Regions from separate parts of the Homo sapiens genome. Here region 2 is linked to region 1. The links are chromatin loops, found by intact Hi-C in ENCODE. Cell type or tissue: mammary epithelial cell. All regions are shown on one strand. Links, peaks and the distances in the headings refer to the core of each region. The heading gives the core; the rest is flanking DNA. Region 1 overlaps LOC105373175 (a long non-coding RNA gene). Region 2 overlaps LINC01283 (long intergenic non-protein coding RNA 1283).

Region 1 (8,523 bases), core at 277-8,276:
ATTAAGAGCCCCCGTGCATGTGTTCATTCATGCCCCACAAGAAGACTATTACAATAATGTACTTTATTATTATAGTGCATTTATTTTTTTTGTGTTGCTCTCTTTGCTTTTTAAGGTCCTTGAAAGTTGAGATGGTGTCATATTCACTGATATGTCCCTAGCATCTAGTTTAGTCTGTGACATAGTAGATCTTTAACAAATGTTTGTTGAACACTGTATAGGCAAGGCCTGCAGTGTTCAGCATGTTCTTGGCAGGGCTTCCCCTCCATTGGCCTTGACAAGGCCCAAAGTAGACCTGAAGAGGGGCTCCCAGAGTTCTGTGGGCTCCTGGAATTCTTACCCCTTGCCCTTCTATCACAAATCCATATGGGTCCCAAGAACGGACCCACAATTGCAACTACTGATCATCTACTCCCTCCCAAGAGACCATGTGGGCTTGTCCCATCATGCCTCACATCCTGATTTATCTTGGCCACTACCAACTGTCCTATCCCTTCAGGTTTCTCTAAGACCCCTCTTCTCAAATGGTCTGAATGTTCCCCAAGCTGACTTGGGCTCCCAATTCCAACCCGCCCCTCCCCCCCACCCCTCCCCCAGCCACCTGGACACTTCAACTCTGCCCTCTGGAACATGTGATCTTTATCCACATAATAACTTTTATATTTTCAAACTCTTCACTAAACTTAAAGGAAAATAAAATAAAGATCAAACATTGAGCTCTTCGTGAAGAAGTTTCATTGCTAAGGGGTAACGGGATCCAGCATGGAGTCTAGGCTGTGGGAGATGAGGTACAAGGAAAGAGAAATAGGGCAGGTCTTTTAAAGCCAAAAGACTGAGTGTTTCCATCCCATATTAGAAAAGCAAAATCTCTTAGGCTGGTGATGGCTGGGCTCGTTAGACAGATGAGCCCAGGGGAGGAGGGATAGTTTACTGTGCATGCAGGGTGACCGTCTGGGAATCATGCTGTCTGACTGCTTCTGTAGCATATGCCATAAGTCTGGGCTAGGGTTACAGAATCTTATCAGGGCACCATTGGTATCATCAGGCTAGGTGGTCGGGTCAGGGATTGGCAGACTGTTCCTTTCACTTTTTGCCTACCTGAATTCTGTCTGAATCCTGGAGACATTACCTCCCATTCAGCCCTTAGAAGAAGTGGTATTTTCTTACCACCCTGTCACACCCAAACCCCATGAATCCTGGGCTTGGAGAAGGGATGAAGATTTTCCTTGCAGATTATTTTGTCCCTCCTTTATCCCTAAAGCACCCAGATCCCTGGAAGCAATTCTTACAGACCACATTCTGTTATATGGTTTGGAGGCTGAAATGTGACCTCCAATGTCACATTGGAGGTGGACCTAGTGGGAGTTGTTTGAGTCATGAGGGTGGATCTTTCATGAATGATTTGGTGCTGTCATCACGATAATGAGTGAGTTTTCTCTGTGTGAGTTCATGTGAGATCTGATTGTTTAAAAGAGCCTGGCACCTCACCTTTTCTCTCTCTGTCTAGCTTCCCCTCACCATGTGATATGCTGGCTCTCCATCACCTTCTGACATGATTGTAATCTCCCTGAAGCCTCACCAGAAGCCAAGATGCTGGCACCATGCTTATACAGCCTGCAGAACCATGAGCCAAATACATCTCTTTTCTCTATAAATTATCCAGTATCAGGTATTCCTTTATGGCAACACAAAATGGACCAATACACTCCCCATATCCTCTCTCTGCTAGCTCAGGTCATCTGAAAAGTTGACACTAAGACAAGATTAGACATGCAAGAGATTTACTAGAGAAACTACCTGTTGGGGGGAAAAATGGAGAGGGAGCTGGAGGAAGCAGAGAGAGCCTTCACACATGATGCAGGTCTAATTCTGTAGAAGGAAGGGTAACTGGGAAAGTCTGACTTCAGTGCATGTCTAAGAAAGTTTTGGCAAAACTAATGAGGAGTCCTTGGGCCAAAGGGGCAGATCAGAGGAATCCTGCATCTCCCATTGAGGCGCCTGCCCTAGTGTCCCTGCTGTGCTCACTCATGGCTGAGAGCAGCTGGTGGAGGGTGTGGCTTCAATGTGATAATGGATTTCAGAGTGCAGCCACAGGTCAGTTACACTCCTGCCAGTAAGAGGTCTGAGAAGGGCATTCTTGTGGCTGCCACAATCTCCCTATTGCAATCATCTTCTATCAGACACACACCATCACTGCTTTTCACTGAAGATTTTATCACCAGGAACACTATCTTTCTCTCCACCACTACAAATTTCTTAACTCTTTGTCATTTCAACAAACACCTAGAGAGACCTTCCAACATTGTGACCTCTCATTGCCTTGACATCCTCACTTTCTGTGGTCTTTATCATCTCCATCTCAGCTACCTATTGCCAAGGTGGCATTAACAAAACTGCTCCATTCCCAAGCCTTAGTTTCCAGCTTCCCATATTCCCACCTCATATCATCCCAGCTCTCTTTCTCTAGTGTTCTGAAGCCAATCAATCTTGGGCCCCTTTAGGTCCCCAGTCCCGCCATTGCACCAACTTTTCACTGCATCTTACCTCCTTTACTCTCTCCTTATTCTCCTATTTCACCTTAGAGTCCACAGCCCATTCCCATAACCACTTCTTGCACATATTGTCAATTCCTTGTACATTCTCTCAACTCCATTATTTTGCTTGCCCTTGTTAAGCAAGCTGGTGAAAAACACTCAACCATTTCTGACCGGTCTCACTTGAAATTTATGATGGCAGACCTCTAGTGGGACCTCAGTGCAGCCAAGCAATCTTATCGCATTTCCCCAGTCAATTCTCTCTCCTCATTCTCTGAGATGACTATTTCATACTTTTTCACCTTTACTCTAACCTCCAACAATTCCTCCCCCTTCCTTCTTCTCAGCTGATGACCTTCTTCCTTACTTCCCTAAGATGGAAGCAGAGAACTTGCTTCCTTTCCACCACACCATCTGCCTACCTACCCAAATCTATACTCACAAACTCTGCTTTTCCTCCTAATAAAATGGATGAACTTTGTGTTATTATATGCCAGGTTAGCCCCACTAGGTGTGAACTGGATCCCATCCTCTATTGCTTATTCAAGGCCTGGGTCTTGCAGTTATCTCTTCTCTCTCCTGCTTCTTCCGTTTTTCTCTCTTCACTGGATCATTTCCATCAGCATAAAAACATGCTGTAATACCTGCCATTAAAAAATACTTTAGAAACCTCCCTGGTGCACACATCTCTCCAGCCACCATCCATTCTCCTCCCCATCTTTATAGTAAAACTGCTTTTGTCTAAACCTGCCATCTCTACTTCCTCTCCTCCCATGACCCTTGAACCCCCTCCAATCAGGTGTCAGGAAATGAGAACCATTTCTCCAGCCCCCTTGTTGATCTGCAGTAAAAATTTCATAGTGTCAGGCTGCTTCCCTTTCTCCAGTGTTCTTCTGAGTAGATCATCCCGATTTCAGGAGACTCTTTCTGAGTAGAGAATCCGCAGGCTCTAGCATCTACTTGGTTTGGGGCTAGGTTGACCCAGGCACTTCTTTTCTCAAGACCTTTATAATAGGGCACCCAGAGTGTGTACTGATGATGGACTTGATGGAGACCCACTTAGCTTCACCAAGTTCACTCATTCTGAGTCCCCATCTTACCCTGGACATTCCCGTGCTCTGTGTCTGAAACCTCACCCTCCACTCCAGCAATGCAAAAAAAAAAAAAAAAAAAATGTCCTGCTGAAGTTTCTCTGCTCTGAGTTCTCTTCTTTGTTCTAAGTTCTAAGACTTGGGCACCACCCTGAGCCCACAAACGAACACTTGTTCAGACAGCACCTGGCACAAGTTTTACACAGGCTGCCTTCACTTCTCTTTTAAAAAACACAAGGGCTCCCTTTTGGGGATTGTCTTCCCAGCTGTAGGAACTGGAAAGACAAGTACATAAGAAATAGCAAATCAATTAGTACATAAGAAATAGCAAATCAATTAGTACATAAGAAATAGCAAATCAATTAATTTAACAAATACTTGTTAATTAACTGCTCTGTGTTAAGTGCATATTTATATTCGTGATCAAAAGAAGCAAATTCATATCCATATGGATCTTACACTCTAATGCTACCTATCATCTGTTATCTATATATCTATGGAAGCCTACCTGTTATCTATATATCTATGGAAGCCTATATTATAATTTCCTCAAAAAAATCTCAAGCTAAGTGAAGGAAAACATGTCCTATGGCCATGCCCCTTCCCCTTACACCTCAAACCAGCCTTCACATCTATATACCTATTGTCACCCCTCTGTAGAAATGGCCTATTCATTGATGAGCACAAATGGGTCATGATTGCCAGTTCTATACCTTCTTGCATGTGATACTCAACAGGCATCTTATAAGACATAGAGCCATTACCATTAGCTTCACATCACCATTAAGGAATTTCTGGTTCAGAGACGTTAAGAAACTTTCATGAGGTTTATCAGCTATTTAGTGGTTGAGCTGGAGCTTGAAGTTCAGACTTCTACACTCAGATTGGACAGTGTTATAGGCCATATCGGTCATAAAGATTACGAGGTACCTAGAAAAAAATAATGTAAGTGTGCAAGGCCATATCGGTCATAAAGATTACCAGGTACCTAGAAAAATATAATGTAAGTGTGCCAGGTTTGTTTCTGTAGTTATATTGCTTGCATAGAGGTATTTTGTTAGCCTTGTGGTGGCCACAGGGAGTATTACAGTCCTCATCTGTCTGTGTTTATTCATCTTGAACTCAAAATGGGGCCTGAGTAATCATGACCTCACCCAATTTACATTTATCCCTAGTAGCAGGAGACAGGATTCACAATAATGTTCTTTAGTTCTTTCTTAAGTAGTCACCCATATTACATATTTCCAATTTATAATCACACATATAATAACATAGTTTTGTTATTCAAGAGTGAGACTGTGATAGTATTTACTGAGAGACTCTTGACAATTGTTTTTCTAAGCATTGCACAGAGTATATAGTTCATACTTTGTTTTTAATCATGCTTGGCTCAGATATGAAATTATGAAGTATATATAATGTGTATTACCAATATGTAGCCCCTACATAAGTCTGTTCTTCAATAGATAAGTATCTTTATTCTTCACAAACTCCCAACACTTGATAAAGAAACAGTAAGTGGAAACATGTAACCTCTAGGGGGAGCTCAAGGCTTCTCTCTCCTCCCTCTGCTCTGGGGAGGAGGAGGACTGGTAGAAATGGGTCAAGGTCAAGGATATTATTGGGCCCAGGAGTGGGTAGGTGATCTTTGACTGTGCCTAGCCAGGAGGTTAAAGGGTTTTGTATATGCATAATGGTTTTTGTTTTGTTTTGTTTTGTTTTTTTATCTTCCCTCGGAAAGCAACCTTTTGAGAATTCTCCCCTATGGCTGATGTCATAGGAGTGGCCCTTCCCACATTGAAGGAACCCTGGCAGGAACTGGATGGGGCAGAGAAAAAGATGATGCATGGACATACTTCAGTCTGGGCCTTAGGCCAGAGGAGCAATGGAATCCTGTGGCTTGCCATGATTCACCTTTGCTCACTAGATCCAGGGGTTCCTCACAGGGGTGCATGGGGGATTGAGGTCAAAGTCATATGTCATTAAGCAGAGGAACTTTGCTGGAAAGTCTCTCTGTTGAGCTTTTAGAGGAGCCTAGTAGGGCTGTCAGTGGCCACAGTGGGTTAATGTGTGTGGACTTGGGGATCAGGAGGCCTGACTTGTTCCCTAATTAGTAATACAAGTAACATAAACAAGCACAGCAATCCAATTATGGCATAGAAAATGTGTCCTAAGAAAATATGTATACTATAAACATAAATACAATACTATGTGTTTATGCAAATGAGTTATAAAATATAATATATTAAGGAAAGTTTCAAGTAAAGCATTACTGAACAAAGCTGAACTGTGGTTTATTCAACAGAATGAATGCACATGGAATAGAATCATGTTGAGAGCCTTGGCGTGGAGCTTCAGGGGCTGAGGCTCAAGATGTCTCATTGAATGGACTCTGCCAGTTCAGTGGATCTTCAGAAAAGAAGTTCATTTAGTGGGAAGAGTAGCCTCCCCAGGGAAAAGGAACAGAAATCCTTTAGCTTCTCTGGGCTCCTGTCTTAGTTTGAATTCCCTCAAAACAGATGCTGAGATGAAGATTGGGTATAGGTCATTTATTTGCAAGGTGGTCTCAAGAACTGCAAGTAAGGGAACAAGGAGAGTGATAGAGGGGAGGAAAGGTAATAAATGTGTGTTAATGAGCTGGTTATGCTGAAGGCAATTAACATTCAATGCTGTGTGGAGCCAGGTGAAACAACATGTGGATCACACCTCTGAGTCAGCTTCCCTGGAGGATGGGAAGGCTGGGGCATTTGCGCACCAACTCCTATTCCCCATTCATTCAAGATTTCCCCTTGGGCATCAGCTTACCCACATTTCTGGGTTGTGCTCATGATTCTGGAGAGTGATGTCAGAAGTGAAGGGCAAACTCTTGAAGTGGAAAGCTGTCTGCATGCCAAAGTTTGTCCGAGACTTCTAGGAAATCAAGTGTGCTAAGGGAACATAGGAAAGGGTATCAACAACATTCTCATATCAAAATTGAGACTGGTCTGGATGACCTCCAAGGCTGCTCCCAGCTTATGTGTCCAATAATTCTCTGCTGTATGGAGTTGCCTGCACCATGGGTTTTCTATCCTTGGTGGTGGTGAGTGCCCTTCTCTAGAAGTAAGTAAGCAGATGCTTGATAACCACATGGAAGGAATGTTGTAGCATCCAATACGTGATTGAAATAAGAAACTTTCAACACGCTGTCTTAGATTGAGTTCCTAGAAAACAGACCTGTGATGAAGATTCAGGTTTGAGTGATTTAGTAATGAAATGCTTCCCAAGGAGGACAGTAAGGAAGTGCGAGAAGCAGGATAGAGAAGGGAAGGAAGCCAAAAAAGGGTTTTATGTCAAGGAAAGTCCCAGCCTCAGCCTGATCCCACAGGGAAGCGCTGGTGTGCAAATCACCTCATATTCTGTGGTGACCCCAGGCAAGGGAGAGGGTTTTTCATTCTCCCTTACCCTTCAGTCATTGCCCTCAGGGGAATGTAAACTTAGGGAGGTATGGCACAGCCACACTTGTATGAATGTTGGCTCTGTTCTGATACAGATTTACAAGACTTGGTGGATGAGACCTTGGCCCTCAGGCTCCAAAAATCCTGTCTTTGGCCCATTCTAATGCAGCTGACAGCTGACATGCAGGAGACTTAGTATTTCAGAGCTCTAACTTCCAGAATCCATAGTGCTGAAGAGGGCAATTCAGGGAATTTTTTTATAGGATAGAAATTCAAGCTTTCAAGGTACAGAATGACCCCAAACCCTCATGCAAACTGTGTGTAATCTTTTCAAACTGAAGTAGATTTGGGACTAAAGACAGTAGAAATATTTCTGAAATGAAGGGATAAATCTACCCATGCAGAGATGCAGCACAATGCTATCATAAAAAATCCACTTTTGTCCATGCCACAGCCCTGAACCTCTCGTGCACCAGATCAGAGACCCTGATAAATCTGGGCTGCTAGAAATGCCAACCAGCTCATATGTTTTCAGTGAGCAATGACAGGGAGCCAAATTGCTTTATTCCGATTAGGGAAGGGCCTCTGACTGTAAAATATACTGTGTGAAAAAAAATATTGAGTTTTAGTTTGCTGACACATCAATTTAAGAGAGTTATGGCTCTCACATGGAGGCCAAGCAGGTATCTCTCCACACGTATGTGCAATAAAAATTAACTGTGGCCTTTTATACAGGGCACTGTTCTCACTTGTGGGATCAGAGGGTGACCTGAGTGTCACTTCCAGTGGCAAGCCACAACACTGGAGGTGTTGGTTCTTTTCTGAAAAGACCCACAGAGGGAAACCAACACCAAAAGCCATAAACGAGCTCCATGTTTAACTTTTTGATTCTACAAAGAGATATGCAGTCATGTTTTGTTTGTATATTTCCAAGAATATGTACATATATATGTATGTTTTATGGGTACAATGTATGTGCATCAATCAGGATCCAGACAGGAAAAGAAAAACTTCTCCAAGTCTTTCAAGTTAATTCAGGGAATTGGTTACACACAAACTGGAAGGGAGAAAAAGTCAAACAGAGAATGATGAGGCAATCCAGAGATTAGCAACAGTGGGAAGCTGCTACCACCTTAAAGTCTCAAGGGATACAGGGATGGCTTTATGGAATTCAGGGGCTGGAGCCATCTAGGGTGAGCTTAAACCATGGTGAGAGCTCCCCAGAGAGCTGTGGCCACAGAAGGAGAGGTTGTCTTGTGGGATCTGGAATGTCTCTACTGCCAGAGATGCCTTAGGAAACTGAGAGTGAGGGAGGTGAAATGTTCTGACTTCTCTCTTCCCCCTGCTCTCCAATCTTCTACCAGTGCCTCTCATTGGCCAAACTGAGCTGGAAGCTGAAGGGCAAGGGAGTCTGGGATACGTAATTATCTGCCATAAAAGGCACAGCAGCGATGGATCTAAGAG
Region 2 (8,523 bases), core at 224-8,223, 170 kb after region 1:
CAGTCTGCCCCCACTCTTCCTCACCTCTGGCTTCATCTATTACTCTCCTGCTCCCACCAAAGATCTGTCCCAGCTGCACTGGTCTCTTTGCTGCCCCTGGACCATGCCTGGCATAGCCTGCCTCAAGGCCTTTGCACTGGTCCTCTCCCCTGACTGGAGCACTCTTCCCTTAAACAGCCACATAGCCCACTCCTGAGTGTTTTTCATGCCTTTATTCAAATGCCACCTTCCTGGTGAAGTCTTCACTGGACACTTAATTAAATTTGCAATCTCACTCTTCTTCCAATTCCCCATTCATTTCCCCAGATCTCTTTTTCTTCCTAGTCTTATCTCTGTCATACTATAGATTTTGCTTATTTATTTGGTTTATTATCTGTCTTCTTTCACTCGAATGTGAGCTCTATGAAGGCAGGTGGTTTATTTATGCTTTGTACTCTGCTATAGTCACGGTGTCTAGAAAAGTGTCTGATACAATGTAGGCTGTCAATAGATATTTGCGGAATAAATGACTAAAAATCACTATATCTCTGCACTCAAAGATAACCATTGCTAATGGCTGGTTGTATTCCCTTCTAGACTTTCTTCTATTGAGCCTCATTTTGACTGAGTTAAGTAGGAGTCCTGTGGCCATCAAGAGAGTGCTGAGGAGAGAGGGAGGGACAGCTCTCTCAGGGTCTGTATCTGCCTGTGATCTCCTTGGTGGAGGCCTGGGCCTCATCCTGATTGGCCCAGAAATCCACACTTTCAGTTCTCTCAGGGATCATCAGCCTTGGCAGGACTGACCCACATTAACCAAACTCATAAGAACCTGCAGATAGATAAAACCAAAGACCACTTTACTCATTCCTACCCCTTTCCAGTGATTCTGCCCCTCAAGGAACACAGAACACTATGCTGGAAGTCATGGCTGCAGCTGGAGGAGGTGTACTTTGTTGATTGCCCAGAGGGTTGTATTAAGATTTTAGGCACCTTCAAGCACTGAAAAGATTATAGTGTGCTGTACGCAATCCCATGTGCTATTCACAATAAAAATAGTGCTCAACTATGAAACAATTACAATGAAAATAATGTTCCGAGTTTTCCCATTATGATAAAGTTAATGCTTTTAAATATATACGTTAAAAATAAAATTGCTTCTTTTAAAAATCATCTTTGTTTCTCCTGCTTTGTTTGTGATCTGGGCATGTTCTTAGGCTTCCTGTGGGACATTCCAGCCAATATAGTTTGGCTCTGTGTCCCCACCCAAATCTCATGTTGAATTGTATTCGCTAATGTTGGGGGAGGAAACTGGTGGGAGGTGATTGATTGGATCAAGGGGGTGGATTTCCCCCTTGAAGTTCTCATGTCAGTGTGATAGTGAGTGAGTTTTCACAAGATCTGGTTGTTTGAAAGTGTATAGCACTTCTCCCTTCACTCTATTCCTCCTGCTCCTGCCATGTAGGTGTGCCTTCTTCCCATTCGCCTTCTGCCATAATTGTATGTTTCCTGAGGCCTCCCCAGGCATGCATCCTGTACATCCTGTGGAATCATGAGCCCATTAAATGCCTTTTCTTTATAAATTACCCAGTCTCAGTATGTCTTTATAGCAGTGTGAGAATGCACTAATACACCAGCTTGGGTTGTTTCTCCAGCTTTTCTCAACCCTTACAAGCAAAATGATCCTGATTTTTCCCTTGGGGGATTGCTTCCCCATTTTCCAGTATAACCATACTGGAGTGTGGAGGTAGACATCCCTTCCACACTCAGGGTTGGGGTCAACTGTGAGAAGCAATTTGGTGGGACTTCTGAGAAAGCCCGTGGGTAGTGTGATGTGAACGTGCTTTAAGATCTGGTGCTGGGTAGCATTTGGTTATCATAATGAGGTACTTTGGACAAGTGGGGGCCACCATGTGTAATTGTAGTCAAAATGGAATAATACAGAGAAAAGAGATAAAGAGAAACCAGGTTTTTGGTAGCACGATTTTTGTGCTGCTGGGTCAAACTGTGCCTGAAAACAACATTTCTGCTCAACTTTTTTTTCAGTTATGTGAGCCAATTCTCTTGTGGTTTAAGTTGGTTTGAGTTGAGTCTTCTGACATTTAAAATCAAAAGATTCCTAACAGATATACCTTGGAAACATGAATCATAGCACAGAGAATTGAACAGACTTCAGCACCCTTTTAGATAGATTAAGACTGACACATTCTAACATTTTAGACTCTATGAAGACTGCCTATTTTCTGTTGAAAGATATATTTGATTGTTTTATAATTCATCCGATTCCTTTATATACTCCATGAGGGCCAAAATTGTGTCTGTTTTGTTCATTGCTGTTTCCTCAGCACCTAAAACAATGACTGGCCCTTAGTAGACACTCCATAAGTGTTTAGTGCCTGCCTGCCTGAATGAATGAATGAAACTGAGACACAGATAAAGTGACATGCCCAAAGTCACATAGCTAACTATTGAGATAGTAAGGTGGGGAATCCACCATATTATCCTAGCAACATACTTGTAAACATTCTTAACTCATCAGAAAGAGAAGAAAGAACTAATATTTGTTGTTGTCCTTTCCTTGGCCAGATGTAATTTGAGTGTCTTCACACTGTCTTATTATTCTATGTGAATCCCCCACCATACACATACAATATCAAGAGGTGGGTAAGATTACTGTCATTTTACAAGTGAGAAAACTGAGGTACAGAGATTTAAGTTTCTTCCCAAAGATCACAAAGCTACTATAGCAGAAAACAGCTCAGCTTAAAAGAGTCCTGATATGGAAAGCACTTGCAATGGTGCCTATGACATTGGTCAGCTCGGAGAAGATTCTACAGATAGCTAACGCCATGCATACCAGGCAGGTTTTTTACCACATTCCCTTTCAGAGACTGACATTTTGTGACATTGATCCCCAAATCTAGAGGAGACAGATTTCCCTGCACAAATTACATGCATGTGGATAGGCGGGAAAAGAATACCCAGTGGTGTGGCAGTTGCGATGTCATCATCCATGTGAGCTCTATGCTGGTATGTGCGGATGTGAACAGGAGCATTGTGTACTCAAAGGCACGTGTGTGAGTGTGTGTGTGTGTGTGTGTGTGTGTGTCTTTTCACATAGATGATCTCAGAACTGTAGGACTATTATTTCTGGGGCCCTACCCTGGTGCTGTGTAAACACATCACAATAAAAAGAAGTGACAGAATCTTCTGGTCACATCGAACCATGCGGATGTGTACCCAGCATGGCCACAATTTCAGCAGAGCATGCAATACTACTTCTCTGAACATAAAATGGCAGAGGAGCCTGGACACTAGTGTCTAGGGTAACTGACCATACACCAGAACAGACACTTGCCCCTATGTTCTCTCTAAGTAGTATTAATTCACACACCCTGATCAGTCCTGTTACTTGTCCTGGCTCCCTGTGTGCTCAAAGCAGCTTTATTTAGTAACACCTGGGGGATCCTTGAGGATAACCCAAATATGCCACTGTGGCATATCCCAAAGTGGCATATTTGTGAGTGGCATATTCTACTACCCTTCAGAGGCAACATTAAAACCATGTGGAAGACCACTGCATGGGAAAGAGGTGCAAATCCAAAACCTTTGCATGGGGAAGAGAAATAGGCTAATCATTGAATATAAGCATAACTACATAATTTTTAAACCATCGCAGAGGAATCCATAAACAATGGGAAAGAACAAAAATACGTTGGGAAAGAACAAAAATACGTTGGGAAAAGGCCTCCAACATAATTTGCATATATAGGGTTAATACTTATAAACCTTATGTTCTATGGGAAAGGCCCTGTGGGGAAGGGCCCTGTGGGGACCAGGAACCACAGTGACACTGTCATGCTTTGTATCCTAGGAAAAGCCTCTCCACTCTCTGGGCCTTGGAATCCTCATTGGGGGAATGGGGCGGTTAGATTACAGAATTTCTAAGCTCCTTCATTCTACAGTACTAAAGCAGAAATTTCTAGGCGCGGAAATAAGGAAATACTATGGCCATGGCTCTTCAAACTAGGGGGCTTAGGATCTGGTGGGAATTGTCCACTGAAGGGTACCCCTAATACAGATGGCTGCTCTAGGCCCTCTGGCCTTGGTTTGGAGGCTACCAATTTGGTGTGCTGGGGAGAAGGTAGAAGGAAAACTAGAAGGTGGTGAGGGAAGGGTAGAATGCAAAGGCTTCACAAACACTGACTCATGTTGGAGTCTGCCTGGTTCCTCCCCACTTTGCAGGGGAAGCATAAAAGTGTGTGTGTATGTTTTTTAAACCCACTCAGGTCAGGAGAAATGCAGAAAGTAAACATCTAAGAGAAAGAAAAGATTGCTTTCCTTTGTGATTTTTCTTCCTTTGAGCAAAGCGCCCCAGAATGTATTGCAAAGGGCGGGGCAGGGGGTGAGGAGAGAGCTGTTAGCACTCCCTTCGTGCCTTTGAAGGCAGCAGGCCTCTGTAAACAGAAGTGACTTCTGACTTCTCACGGCTCTAAAAATAATCAGAGTGTGGGGGGTTCTAAATCAGGAACAAAGAAGAAACAAAGGGTTAATGAGAGGACACAAGTTTGATGTCTTATTGCATAAACACAGAGCCAGCTAGGAACAAATGCGTCAGAAGCTGGCCTTCGCCAGAAGGTAACCAGCACAGCTTTTAGCCCTTAAAATTCTGCACATTGCTATTTCTTCCTCACATTTGCAAAGGGCACCTCACACCCTGCTCTCTGCGCCAGCCCCTCTCTAAAGTGTGCTGCTGGCAGGGAGTTGGCCCTTTCATCTATCTCAGGACCCTTCCCCTATAGCTTCACCCCTCTCCCCTCACCCTGATCAATGCTTTCCTGTAAGATCTAACTCATACTAACTTGCAAGTGACTGATATGGCCCTAGCAGCAGCTCATGTTTACCATGGGGCTCACTTTCTCTATGCTCTGTGCATGACCTCGCTGCGACTCACATCACCACTAAGTATTATTACCACATGCACGTTAAAGCAAAGAGGATGGAGAATTGCTCTAACTTCCCCACAGTCCCAAATCCAGTGGATGGTGGAACTGCAATCCTAAACCTCAAGCAATCAGGTGCCAGAGCCCAAACCCTTAACCCTCATTCCTCTGCATTTCAAGGCAAAGAATTAAGTAGTGGGGAGTTATCTAGAAGCCGAAAGCCAGGGTAGAAACCTAGGGCTGACATTGTAAGGCAGTCATTCCCTTTGACTCAAAAACCTATCTCAAAAGGTCGCTCCCGTTGTCTAGTTTTAATGAACTTCGAGGGAGGTCCACTCAGCACCACCTCAGCCCCACATACTGTGCCAGGCTCTTTAAGGCATTCAGCACACACAGCCATTAGCTGTTTGCAGTCCAACAAGTCAGTTTCTGTTTGGACCAAATGTCATGCACTACCCATCATGCTGCATGTGTAAAGATATCCTTCTGGGGTTGGGGGAAATAGGGAAAGAAAAATGTGGGGATTGGAAAAGCCAGCTTATAAAAGAGTATTGCGAGTCTCTTTCCTAATCCCATGTAACTAGCATATCACAGTTCCTGGCATAAAGGAAGCACTCCAAGAATACATATTGATTGAAAGCATAAAGGAATGAATGAGTGAACAAACAAATGAACTAATAAACTGACACATAGCTACCTTCCTTCTTTTCTTCTCTTATGTTCTCGAAATCATCATCAATATTCCCTCGACATCTAATGTGCACACCTGTCAGATAGGGGCACAGGTTCCGGCTGTGTAGATCTAGGCTAGGGCCTGAGATTGTACACATCTAACCAGCTCCCAAGTGATGCTATTGCTCTTGCTGATCCGTGGACCACACTTTGAGTATCAAGGGTCTAGTACACCTGTGTCTTACTCATGGCTGCTGTCACAGTTCAACATCATTAAAGGTCTCGTCTGTTCCATGGAATTATTTGCATTAAACTTTTGCAGCCATTTTATCAGTGTGTTTTTGTTTTTACTGTAGTTTTGGTCTAAGGTACACAGTACAGTACTGTATGTTAAAATTCCACCTGTGTTGCCTTTTACCTCCCACTTGTACCAGAGGTGGATTTCCCATGAAGCTAATGAAGCTTAAACCTCAGATCCCCTCACTATATGGACCCTGTTCCACATCCTCAGGCACAGATAGCAATATCTTTTCACAGTTATAAAATTTTGTGAATTTCCAAAATTAAAAGTATTTTGCAGTTTTTAAAGAGGTCCCCCAATTTGTACAAACCTCAGGTCCCACATAAACCTGGCTCCACTCCTGCACTTGCTCTACTATATTTCTTAGAGTAGATACACATTTTTCTTGTACTCATGTCTCTGTCAAACACAGGAAAATAAAGGAAAAGACAGCCATGAGTTTTAGGAAATGTGAAAGAGTGAAATTCTCAGAGGATACACTTGTATATTTAAATATGCAAACATTTAGCTCTGATTTATGGTTTCTGCTGCCCACCCAGCCCTTGTATGCATCTGCATTGGCAACCTCTAATCTGGCCTTTGGTAAGAAGCATTACAAAGAAAAAATGTTTCACTTTGTCATCCCATTACCTGTAGAAGTTCATGGAACCCATCAGCCTTGGTCTCCTGGACAAACAGGCTCAGTTAGCATCCTCACCTGTTTAGGGAGGAGGCCATGATTCTATGACACCATTGCACAGTGTAGACTACCATGTCAGTAAATAGTATCTGCTCCATTTATTGGATTATCACAAGTACGGGTGATAATACCACAAACCTCAAGACAGCTGGCTCCATCAAAGTCTGTGCAGCCATGTGGTACCTTCAACCAGTTCTACTAAACCTTGGCCACACCTTGGAACCACCTGGGGAGCTTTAAAACATATTTTTGCCTGGGTCACATCCCCAAAGATTATTCCGATTTAATCAGCCTGAGATGTGGTCTGGGCAATGACATTTTTTTAAAGCTTCCCAGGCGATTGCAATGTGAAGCCAAGGGTGAGAGTCACTGCCTGAGTCCATCTGATCTGGGGAGAACGCTAGAACCCTGTTACCCAAGGTGTGGTTCTCAGATCAGACCAGCAAGCATCGGCATCACCAGGCAGCATACTAGAAATGGAGAATTCCGCTCACACCTGTAATCCCAGCACTTTGGGAGGCCAAGGCAGGCGGATCACCTGAGGTCAGAAGTTCGAGGCCAGCATGGCCAACATGGCAAAACCCCATCTCTGCTAAAAATACAAAAATTAGCTGGGCATGGTGGAGTGCACCTGTAATCCCAGCTACTAGGGAGGCTGAGGCAGGAGAATCGCTTGAATCCAGGAAACGGAGGTTGCAGTGAGCCGAGCTGAGATGGTGCCAGGGCACTCCAGCCTGGGTGACAGAGCAAGACTCCGTCTCAAAAAAAAAAAAAAAGAAAGAAAGAAAGAAAGAAAAAAAGAAAAGAAAAGGAGAATTCCATATTCCAAGCCCCGTCCCAGACCTACCCAATCAGAATCTGCATTTTGTCAAGATTCCCAGGGGATTTGCCTGTCCAGTAGATTTTGAGAAGCACCGCCTTAGAAACCGTCAGTTTCTGGATCAGCCTCCTCTATTTCCAGATGCAGAAATTGGAAATCAATCACGTGAAATGATTTTAGCCAAGCTCCCCAAGAAGCCAGCTGGAGTCCCAGGTCTCCCATCCTCCAGCTTCAGCCAGATTTCATCCTCTCCCTCAGCTGGACTTCGTGCCATTTTAGAAGGATATCAAGAGTTAGAGGCATAGGTCCCATTTCTGAGTTGCAGAAACTACACAGTTTACTGCAGAATTTCTGGCTTTTTCTTGCTAGGGGGAAAATATGTCTCAGTAAGCTCCATTATGTATTCTGGGTATATGCAATGAGTTTGTCTTGAGACATATTTATGCTTGAGAATATTATGTATTCTCTTTATATACCATGCAAGGTTAAACTTTTTGAAAATTTGTATTTGCTTTTTATCACCCAGACATATAAGCAATTTATAGCCAGGCCTGATGGATTGGAATCAGATGGCAAAACCCGGATTAACCCCATGGATCCTGATGGCCATTGGTCAGTCCTTGCTATCCATGATATTTTCACCTGAGTGAATGCATTAAAGGCTTTCCTTTTAAGATAAATATGCAGGTGGGTATCGTTTTTGCAAAGCAGGCACTTCCTCTTGCTGCTTTAAGTTCATCCAGCACTTTTTTCAAAGACAGACATATTGAAACAGTCATACGCTGAATAATTCATGTGGAAAAATTGGGGGGAGAGCTAAGTAGAGGTGACTTGTGAGATATTCTTACTTGCTGGTGTTAAAAGATGGAGATTCCTTGTATTACATAATTGCTATTCACCAGAAATGCAGTGGTTGAGGCAGGTTAGGGATCCTTCATGAGGCCCCTTTTGCACCAATCCTTCGGTCACTCAACAAACTCTTACTAGTTATCTTTTAGAAATAAAAGATACTCCGAGTACACAGGCATATTTGAAGACCATCATGTAAACTGGCCTGGCCCAGGGAGGTCTGGTAACACACCAATAGAAGCTTCCTGACAAACACAAGACTTTATCACACGTGCACATGCAT

What was found. Hi-C counts contacts between places; a loop is a spot of excess contacts. Peaks named below come from ENCODE experiments on the same cell type or tissue, not always from the same donor. Only the 100,000 strongest peaks of a DNase experiment are listed, where the experiment ranks them.
Region 2: a loop joins it to region 1, with 2.0 times the contacts of the local background. A loop is called at or near these places in 4 of 110 quality-filtered maps.

Annotation. Positions count from the first base shown.
Region 1 is chrX:39,256,451-39,264,973 of GRCh38, forward strand. All of the region lies in intron 2 of LOC105373175 (a long non-coding RNA gene), which reads right to left. Among named protein-coding and RNA genes, the nearest start is that of LINC01281, 67 kb to the right of the region's middle. In mammary epithelial cell, for the core only: CTCF peaks have their summits at 4,695 and 5,177 (motif pointing right); DNase peaks (open chromatin) are centred at 4,751, 5,481 and 6,401; H3K27ac peaks cover 888 bases.
Region 2 is chrX:39,423,194-39,431,716 of GRCh38, forward strand. All of the region lies in intron 1 of LINC01283 (long intergenic non-protein coding RNA 1283), which reads right to left. Among named protein-coding and RNA genes, the nearest start is that of LINC01283, 7.4 kb to the right of the region's middle. In mammary epithelial cell, for the core only: no CTCF peak of the experiment used is centred there; a DNase peak (open chromatin) is centred at 4,918.